Regions from separate parts of the Homo sapiens genome. Here regions 2 and 3 are each linked to region 1. A link is a contact called in ENCODE Hi-C data. All regions are on one chromosome and are shown on one strand. Each heading gives the region's core, a stretch centred on a gene start or an enhancer-like site at or near the end of the contact. The rest is flanking DNA. Distances are from core to core; before and after follow the strand shown. Region 1 holds the start of PPARA (peroxisome proliferator activated receptor alpha). Region 2 overlaps CELSR1 (cadherin EGF LAG seven-pass G-type receptor 1). Region 3 has its middle 22 kb from the start of LINC02925.

Region 1 (2,937 bases), core at 141-2,640:
CAGAGCAGACAGGGCCCTGAGCTTCAGCCTGGCAGTAAGAAGGTGAAGGAGGAAGTGATTACGGTTGTTCTCTGGATGCCCCCCAACTCTTCACCTTGGAAGAGGAAAGTCATGCTGACCCTGCCCCGCAACGACACGGGTGTCGCAGGGTCCTTCCCAGGAAAATCCCGTGTCCTTGCCCTGACCCAGTTCCCCAAGGCACCCTTATCCCAAGGAGGCTGGGAGAGGAGGGGCCTCCCTGGTTTCCTGGCAGGGGTCGGCTGAGGCTGACGTGGGCGTGCAGCCCCGGAGGTCCCACGAAGCCCAGGCCATTGGACAACTGTGGGTTTTTCTTGGAAAGAATCCTGACACTTGGAGCACACTTCCTCTCTTTTAACTTTTAAAAAAGACTTCAGAAAAGCACAGGCGTGCAGTTGTGCCCGGTTGGGGTGCGTGAGGGGGCAGGGCCGACCCTCCTGACTTCCACTGGCACCACCCCGCGCCCCTCCAGCTTCACCCGCACCACGCGGGCCGCGCAGCCCGGGACTCCGGAAAGACCTGGGCGCCCGACCCTCAGCGGCCCCGACCGGGAGCGACGTGGCGCGGCTTCCGCAGAGAAGCCACCCGGCCCAGCGCAGCCTGTCCGGGGTCGCCCCGCCGCGTTGGGGCACAAAGTGGGAACCGTTCCTCAAAGGTGGTCGCAGCTGGAGGAACAAACACGCGCGTCTCCGTCCGACGGCAGAAGCCGGGCGCACCCACCCAGGGTCGGTCTGTCCGGGGCCCGGGTTTCCTCGCCTCGGAGATCCCTGGAGGTCTCGGAAAGCACCTTCTGAGTCGGCGACGCCCCAGCTCCGCTGCGCCGAGGAAAGGGCAAGTCCCGATGTCCCCGCCCGTGGGCCCTCCCTCCGAGGGGACAACCCGAAGACCCAGAGTCGCTGCGGTCCCCAGACCCGACCTCCGCGCAGCGCCAAACCCCAGGGACAGCCGCGGACTCGGGTTCCGGGCAGGCCCCCAGCGCTAGGAGGGAGGCCGAGCTGGGCCCCGAGATCCCTCGCAAGAGTCCTCGGTGTGTGTCCTCGCTCCTCGCCCTCAGGTCCCCAGCCGCGCACCCCGGGCCCCCGGGTCCCCGGGACCCGGAGACCCCGAGACCCCGGGCCCCGCGCATGCGCCGCCCAGCCCCTGCCCCTCCCCCGTCCGCCGCCCTCCGGGTCCCGGGACCTGGGAAGCCCGGACCGCGGACCCCCGCGCGCGTTCCCGCCCGCCCGCCCGCCCGCCCCCGGGCACCTGGGCCGCGGTCCGCCGCCTGCCGGTCCGTGGGGCGAACGCCGAAGGAGGCGGCGCCGGGCAGGGCGCTAGCGGCCGCCTCCGCCCCCGCCGCCCGCTGCCCCCGCCGCGGGGCCGCCGCGTCCACGGCCCATGCCCGGCGCCGCCTCCGCGCGTCCGTGCCAGCCGCGCCCCCGCGACACGCACCGCCCCTCGGCCCGCCCCCTGCCCCGGTCCGCGCGAGCCAGTGTCCCGAGGCCCGACCCGGAAGCCCCGCCCGCCCCGCGCGCCCTCCGGGCCCCGGGCCTCGGCCCCGGGACACACCCCCCGGAGGGCGGCGCCCGATTGGCTGCTCGCGGTGGGCGGGGCCCCGGGAGCGCTCAGCGGCTCCCACCTAGCGCCCCGCGGCCGCTGCAGCCAAGGGAAACTGAGGCCGGAGAGGTGGAGGGACCGTCCAAGGTCACCGATGGGACACCGCTGAGCGTCAGCGCCCCTCCAGCCCGGCGCACCGGGGCGGGGCTGAATTCGAGGCGGGGACGCGCGGCCGCGGGGCGGGTGGAGGTTCCCGCCGGGCGCCCGTGCCACGCTGGCGAGCCCCTCCTGCCTCCTCGATGAGCCCGGCTCTGCTACTCTGTGCGATGAGCCGGTCTAGACCCGGGACCCGGGACCGGGTGCCCTTGAGGCTCAGAAGTGCGTAGGGTGGGAGGCGGCCCGGGAGGGACCTTGTCCCTGGAACCCCAGGATGCAAAATAAGGAGAAGGGGAAGGCGAGCTGGGAGGACAAGGAAACAGGTGGCGGGAGGTGCCAGGGCGGTGTGGTGGGCGGGGGAACGAGGAGGGTGAAGGGCAACGCGGACGGGCTCGGGGAGGCGCCGCCAGCTCCGACCCCACAACCCCACCCCTCTCCAGCGGCCCAAGAGCCATGCCCGCCCCTACTTCATGCGCTGGGGGGTGAGGGGCTGACTTTGTGCCTACGCAAGGCGCTGGGACTCTGCCAGAGCAAGGAGAGGTCGCGGCCCGGTGGCCAATGGCGAGGAGTAGGAGAGCGCCCTGCAAAGCCGCTTTGTTCGGGCCGTGACGCTCGAGCTGCCGGAGCGGAATGCACAAAGCCCCTGGGTGCCGGCACATCAGGGCTCCCCTCCTCGGGAACGCAATGTGTGCTATGCCCGCTCCACTGCCTGCCCTCCGCTGCCAGCTGTGCCTGCCACTGTGCTATTTGTGGCAGCGGGCGCCCAGGAGGACCCACTCCGGAAAGCAAACCCAGATCTCATTAGGCAGGGGAACTGGAGATCAGGCGGGAACTGGCCCTTTCACAAACTTCTCTTAAACTCACCCTTGTTGATTAGCCAGGCACCTATGGTGAACTTTGCCCCACCCTCCAGACACCCACATATCCTTCCCACTGGCACACGGCAACCTCACCTTCTCTTGCACATGTTAGCCAGCAATAGCTATCATTTATGTTGTTTCAGAGTTTATAGGGTGACCTGTACACGTAATATCCTGCATATCTCGTGGGGTGTGCAGGCAGCCACATCCAAGCTTGTCATCCTGTTGTGTTTGGTGAGGGAAGCTGACCCTGGGCTGCCCACGCAGAGCTCAGGGGCTACATCCTCATGAGGACCTCCGGGCTCAAAGACATTACCTGGCATACCCATATCCCAGACTCTCAAGGACCAGGGTCCACACAGGTGTG
Region 2 (3,049 bases), core at 361-2,860, 280 kb before region 1:
AAGGGGTGGAAATGACAGACACCCCAAAGCAGAGATGCACAAGAGACGCGTCCGCGACCTCACGATGGGACGTGTTACGTGGTTTAAGAGTTGTTAAAAGCCTGAGATGACATTTATTTGATTAAGTGACCTAAAGTGGAATTGGTTTTGATGATTTTGTCTACGTTGATGCAATGCATAGGAAAAAGGGTTCGACCTCTGGTGCGGTGTAGGTGTGACTGCTGCTGGTACAGACAGATGGGTTTTCCGTGTTTATATTTTTTCATATTTAGAAAAGGAACAAGGCCAGGCGCGGTGGCTCACGCCCGTTATCCCAGCAGTTTGGGAGGCCAAGGCAGGCAGATCACGAGGTCAGGAGTTCGAGACTAGACTAGCCAACATGGTGAAACCCCATCTCTACTAAAAATACAAAAATTAGCCGGGTGTGGTGGTGGGTGCCTGTAATCCCAGCTACTCAGGAGGCTGAGGCAGGAGAATCTCTTGAACCCAGGAGGCGGAGGTGGCAGTGAGCTGAGATCACGCCACTGCACTCCAGCCTGGGCGACAGAGCAAGACTCCATCTCAAAACAAACAAAACCAGAAAAGAGGAACAAGAATTACTTTTGTAACCAGAAAAGAAAATGGATGGAGTGGTGGGCGCCTCCCACCATGGTGCCGTGGGGAGGGGAGGGAGGACGTGGCCATGTGCACCTGTCTCCCCCTGATGCCTCACAGCGCAATCCTCGGTCCCCAGTAGGCCCCGCCAACCCCTGTTTTCTCTCTGGGTCTCCCTCCCACCATGCAGGCGAGACAACAACGACCGTGGCACCGAAGGTTCCCAGTGGTGTGAGTGACGGGCGGTGGCACTCTGTGCAGGTGCAGTACTACAACAAGGTAAGATGGGCCCCACCACTTCCCCCTGGCCCCAGGGCGGCTCGAGAAGGTGCCCTGGGGCGAGGCGCAGTGGCTCACGCCTGTAATCCCAGCACTTTGAGAGGCCAAGGCAGGTGGATTACCTGAGGTCAGGAGCTCGAGACCAGCTTGGCCAACGTGGCGAAACCCTGTCTCTACCAAAAATACAAAAATTAAAAAATTAGCCGGGCGTGGTGGCGGGTGCCTGTAATCCCAGCTACTCAGGAGGCTGAGGCAGGAGAGTCACTTGAGCCTGGGAGGCAGAAGTTACAGTGAGCCGAGATCGTGCCACTGTATTCCAGCCTGGGTAACAGAGCGAAATTCCATCTAAAAAAAAAAGGAAGGAAAAAAGGTGCCCTGGTAGATTTTCTGTCTTGAGACATTTGTGCTCTGAATTTTTTTTTAAATGTGCTATTGGAAAAAATGGTTTAGGAAATGCACATTTGTGGAGGGTCTGTGTAAATACACCTGAGCCCTGTGCTGGGGTCATAGTCCCACCCAGAGCTCTGGGTCGGGGGGTACACAGGGACCCCGGAGATCTCCTGCGCTGGGGGAGGGACACAGAAAGGGCTTATTCATTTGCAGCCACCTTGGCCAGAGTCTACTAGTGGCTGAAATTCTGGGCTGTTCATACACGGCTCTGTAGCCAAAATCGTCCACTGTACCTGGATGTAACTGGCGAGCCAGAACACTCTTCAAGGAAGTGCCGTGAAGGCTGGGTGGTTTTGGTTTCACTTTATTTTGCTGTTCGTTGGCTTGTAAGGAAACACATTGTTTTTTGCATCAAAATGCTGTGCTTTCCACGGCTGTGATTTTGCAAATCCCTTTTCTCTTCTTGGGAAGCTCCAGGGTGTGCCCCCGCTTGCTCGTGGGTCTGCGTGGGTCTTACCGGCTCCTCCTGGAGCCTGGCCACCCCCGCTGTGCCCCGCTTCCCGGACTTCACAAGGCTGGGGCCTAAGCTTGGTTGGCAGACGAGGGCTCCTCTGTCCTCCAGGAGAATCGACCCAGTCCTTCTATGGAGAGAGCATCTTCCTTCTTTCACAGCCACTGTGCCTGGCTGCGACTCACCAGCAGTTGGGGTCCAGCCACTGGGCCTGAGGTCGTAGTGTCGCCTCCACTGGCTTTCACTCTCCTTTCCATGCTGGCCACCGGCGTCCCTCCACCTCCCTGGCCCGCCCCTCCCATCTGCCTTGAATATCCCATCATCTCCCAGGCGTGCCACACAGACTCCAAGTAGTGGTCACCTGCACAGAGACCATAGTTTTTGTCCTCTGTCCCATCAGTGCCAACCCAGGGCAGGTGGAGCTTGAGCCTCATTTGGGAGGAGGGCAGATGGGAGGTGCTGGTGAGGTTTGGGAGCTGAGTGCTTGCTCGGGGTTTGGGGGGATATTGAGAGAAGGCTGGCAGGTGTCTGGGCAGGGTCTGGGCTGCCGCACATTGGATGTCACCCCTAGTGGGGCTTGGCTGATGTTTGGAGAACCATGTGCTTGACAGAGGTGCAGGGGCTGGTGGGGTGAGGGGCTCAGGGCTGAGCAAGAGGAAGAGGGTAGCCCTCACAGACGCGGATTTATTTGCTGCCATTGTCCATTTCAAAGACCGAGTCTTTTCTTGATACGGTGCCGTCCTGTGGCTGTGTGGGGCAGTGCTAGCCAGTGTGAAGCGCGTTCACCTGGGTGAGCTGCACGGGTGGCCGTTGCGTCCTGCTGCCTGGCGCTGCCTACTCTGACCTGGTGACCCTTCCTGTTGTGCCCTTCCAGCCAGCTGGGGCTGGACACCAGAGCTCAATGCCCCCTGGGGTGGTGCCTCCCAAGGGCTGGGCCACAGGGGACCCTGGAGACGGTGCCCCATCGTCAGGGAAGCATAGGGCATAGGTGGCGCATTTTCCTTCCTGCACGTATCAGAAGACCAAGTCCAGAGATGAACGTTTGTTGCTGGGGAGGGGGTAGGCAGGGGGAGGTCGAGTCAGCCTTGGTCTCCCCATCAGTGCTCAACACTCCAGAATCATCATCTGCCTATGGCAGAAGCAACAGTGTGTCTGCAGTTGCAGAGGGACTCGCAGCCAGGACGCCACTGTGGCCACCTCTGTCCACACTCCGCCCTGGCTCTGAACACAGTGAGTGTTCACTGGGGCCCGCCTGTGGCCGCCCCTTTCCGGGAG
Region 3 (2,906 bases), core at 317-2,816, 410 kb before region 1:
ACCGCAAACTCTGCCTTCCGGGTTCAAATGATTCTCCTGCCTCAGCCTCCCAAGTAGCTGGGATTACAGGCATGTGCCACCATGCCTGGCTAATTTTGTATGTTTAGTAGAGACAGTTTCTCCATGTTGGTCAGACTGGTCTCGAACTCCTGACCTCAGGTGATCTGCCTGCCTCAGTCTCCCAAAGTGCTGGGATTACAAGTGTGAGCCACTGTGCCTGGCTACCACCTTTTCTTTATAAATTACCTATCCTCGGGTATTTCTTTCTAGCAATGCAGCAAATTAAGACAGGTACCAGCCCCACCATCCATCTCCAGGACTGTCTTGGGCAGGACCTGTGTCACCTCCGCTGGCCTCTGTAATCAGCATCTGCACGGTGGGCCTTGGATTGATGTCACTCTCTCCCTTTAGATTCCCCTCTTGGAAGGAAAGGCACCAAGGGCCTGCCCCCCTCTCTGCTCAGGATCCTCCAGACAGCTGGCCTCCAGGCCACCCACCCTGAGGCTGACCTCCGGCCAGCTGGGGCCCTGCTGCGCCCCCAGGCTCCTCCTCTGTGGTCAGATGGTTTTCACTTCTTTGGCCTGATTCAGGGGCTGGTGGGCGGGGCAGTGGCTCACACTGGGTTCACCTGTTAAAGTGCAGGGGTAGGGGTAGCTCCCCAAAAGGAGAAGCAACAAAGATGGACACACAGCAAAGCTGTGGGCGTGTCTGCCACAGGCCAGTGTCCCTGGATGCCTTGGGTGGGGTGGGGCTGAGGCAGGCAGCCTGCCAGGCCAGAAAGCATGAGGCCCTGGCCCTGGGCTTGTGTCCCTAGGGATGCAGTGAGCACAGACCTCCCTAGAGGGGGGCCTGGCCCGCCAGAAGCCCAGCCCCGGCCCCTGCCACCAGCCTGTCCTTCCTCAATTCCTAGCTCCAGCCAGATCCCCAGAGATGAGCGACCCTGATGACCAGCAAGGGCAGGCCCGCCCTCCTTCATCTCCCTCCTCTCACCCGGCCCAGCCCGGAGGAGGAGTGTGGTGTGAGTGTAGCCGCAAATCCAGTCAGCTCCCCTGGGCTGAAGCCCCAGAAATGCTGCTCCAGGACCCAGGCAGCTCCAGTCTGCCCCACGTGGCTTCCAGGGGCACAGCCCTCGGCACAGAAGGCTGTAGGTGTGGCCTGCAGCACGGGGTGGAGGCTGGGAAGGGCCTGGGGGACCCAAGGGACGGATCAAGGCCTGTTCAGAGCCAGACTCCAACCACCTGCTCCCAAGCCAGCCCTCAGGCCCTGCTCTGCAATGGGTTCGGTTGCCCTGTGTTCGCCTTCCGGGCCCCAGCCCAGGTAGGAGGATGCTGGCACACCTGCTGGCTACAGGCGGCCCTTCCTTCTCCTCAGGCGAGGAGGTGCCCACTCTGAGCTGTGCAGCCGGGAGCCAGGGTGAGCTGAGCCCCCACCTGCTGCCCCAGGGAGACCCTGCCACGTCTCTCTTAGCCTAATTTAGCTGTGCGTGAACCTCCCACCTGCCCTGCACTAGCTGGTCCCTAAGCTCACTGGGGCCACCTTGTGGCTGCTCACGGCCTCGGCCCCGCAAGTTGGGGCCTGATTTCCACACTGGCTGCATTTGTCCTCTGTGGACTTTTGTCCTCTGTGCCACCTTCTTGGGTGGCACCCGCCACATGCTGTGCTGAGCTACTTCTTTTTTTTTTTTTTTTTCTGAGGCGGAGTCTTGCTCTGTCGCCCAGGCTGCAGTGCAATGGCGCTATCTCGGATCACTGCAAGCTCCGCCTCCCGGGTTCACGCCATTCTCCTGCCTCAGCCTCCCGAGTAGCTGGGACTACAGGTGCGCGTCACCACGCCCGGCTAATTTTTTGTATTTTTAGTAGAGACGGAGTTTCACCATGTTGGCCAGGCTGGTCTCGAACTCCTGACCTCATGATCTGCCCGCCTCGGCCTCCCAAAGTGCTGGGATTACAGGCATGAGCCACTGCACCTGGCCTGTGCTGAGCTACTTCTAAACCCCACAGAGGGCCAGGTGTGCTGGCTCACACCTGTAATCCCAACACTTTGGGAGGCCAAGGCGGATCACCTGAGGTCAGGAGATCGAGACCAGCCTGGCCAACATGGTGAAACTCCATCTCTACTAAAAATACAAAAAATTAGCCGGGCATGGTGGCAGGCACCTGCAATCCCAGCTACTCGGGAGGCTGAGGTAGGAGAACCACTTGAACCTGGGGGTGGGAGGTTGCAGTGAGCCGAGATCGTGCCACTGCACTCCAGCCTGGGCGACAGAATGAGACTCAGTCCCCCCGCAAGAAAACGAAACACCATGGGGGAAGACGCACATTTTCATGTATAGGCTCTTCCTGTTTCACGTGAGGAGCATCGCAGGATGCATCTGTTCTGACACGAGGGGCACCAGATCGCTGGAGGCAAAAAGAGGGATCCTGAGAGGCCGTCTGGGAAAGAGAGAACTGAAAGACAGTGACAGCAGTGACGATGGCTCACACCTCCTGTGTGCCGGGCACTGTTCTGGGCACTTTATACGAACCAGTGAAGAGAGTGGCTGTCAGTGTGAGAGGAGCTCTGGGGACACGGGGATGTCTCGCAATGGGGCTCCTTCCTCCACCTCCCCATGAAGCCTTTGGTAGACCACACAGCCTCATGTGCCTTCAGATGAGTTTGTGTGGAAGTGGAGTGTGGGGCATGCAGGCCTGAGGGTGAGGGCAATGCCTGTCCCCTTGGGATCACTTCACCCTCACAGGGATGCTGGAGCAGGCCTGGGATCCCCCCATCACACAGAGGGAATGACCAGGGCTCCCAGAGCCGGAGCACAATGTCCAGGCTGTGGCTGCTGAATGACCCAGGCCCTCTGGGGGGGCTGCTCCACCCGCCATGGCCCTCCCAACCTCCCTTGCTTTCCAAGGTCCACC

What was found. A loop is a pair of places that touch in the nucleus more often than their neighbours do. Pooled maps may share reads with other maps.
Region 2: a loop to region 1 is called in a map of astrocyte of the cerebellum, with 5 times the contacts of the local background. The contact joins the enhancer-like site here to the promoter of PPARA in region 1. A Hi-C loop is called at or near these places in 1 of 168 maps with a recorded cell type or tissue (astrocyte of the cerebellum) and 4 of 50 pooled maps.
Region 3: a loop to region 1 is called in a pooled map, with 2.5 times the contacts of the local background. The contact joins the enhancer-like site here to the promoter of PPARA in region 1. A Hi-C loop is called at or near these places in 6 of 50 pooled maps.

What each region holds. Positions count from the first base shown.
Region 1 is chr22:46,148,979-46,151,915 of GRCh38, reverse strand. It overlaps PPARA (peroxisome proliferator activated receptor alpha), which reads right to left and starts at 1,390. Exons shown (of 9, transcript NM_005036.6): 1 at 1,264-1,390; 2 at 1-28. RefSeq lists an enhancer at 650-839 and silencers at 1,050-1,169, 1,320-1,929.
Region 2 is chr22:46,431,217-46,434,265 of GRCh38, reverse strand. It overlaps CELSR1 (cadherin EGF LAG seven-pass G-type receptor 1), which reads left to right. Exons shown (of 35, transcript NM_001378328.1): 5 at 785-873. Among named protein-coding and RNA genes, the nearest start is that of TRMU, 97 kb to the right of the region's middle. RefSeq lists enhancers at 958-1,077, 1,648-1,697. Within about 2 kb of position 1,610, at least 13 of the 41 ENCODE cell types and tissues checked have a DNase peak (open chromatin) inside an H3K27ac peak, as active enhancers do.
Region 3 is chr22:46,562,136-46,565,041 of GRCh38, reverse strand. No RefSeq gene overlaps it. Among named protein-coding and RNA genes, the nearest start is that of LINC02925, 22 kb to the right of the region's middle. RefSeq lists enhancers at 817-986, 976-1,270, 2,709-2,906. Within about 2 kb of position 1,566, at least 14 of the 41 ENCODE cell types and tissues checked have a DNase peak (open chromatin) inside an H3K27ac peak, as active enhancers do.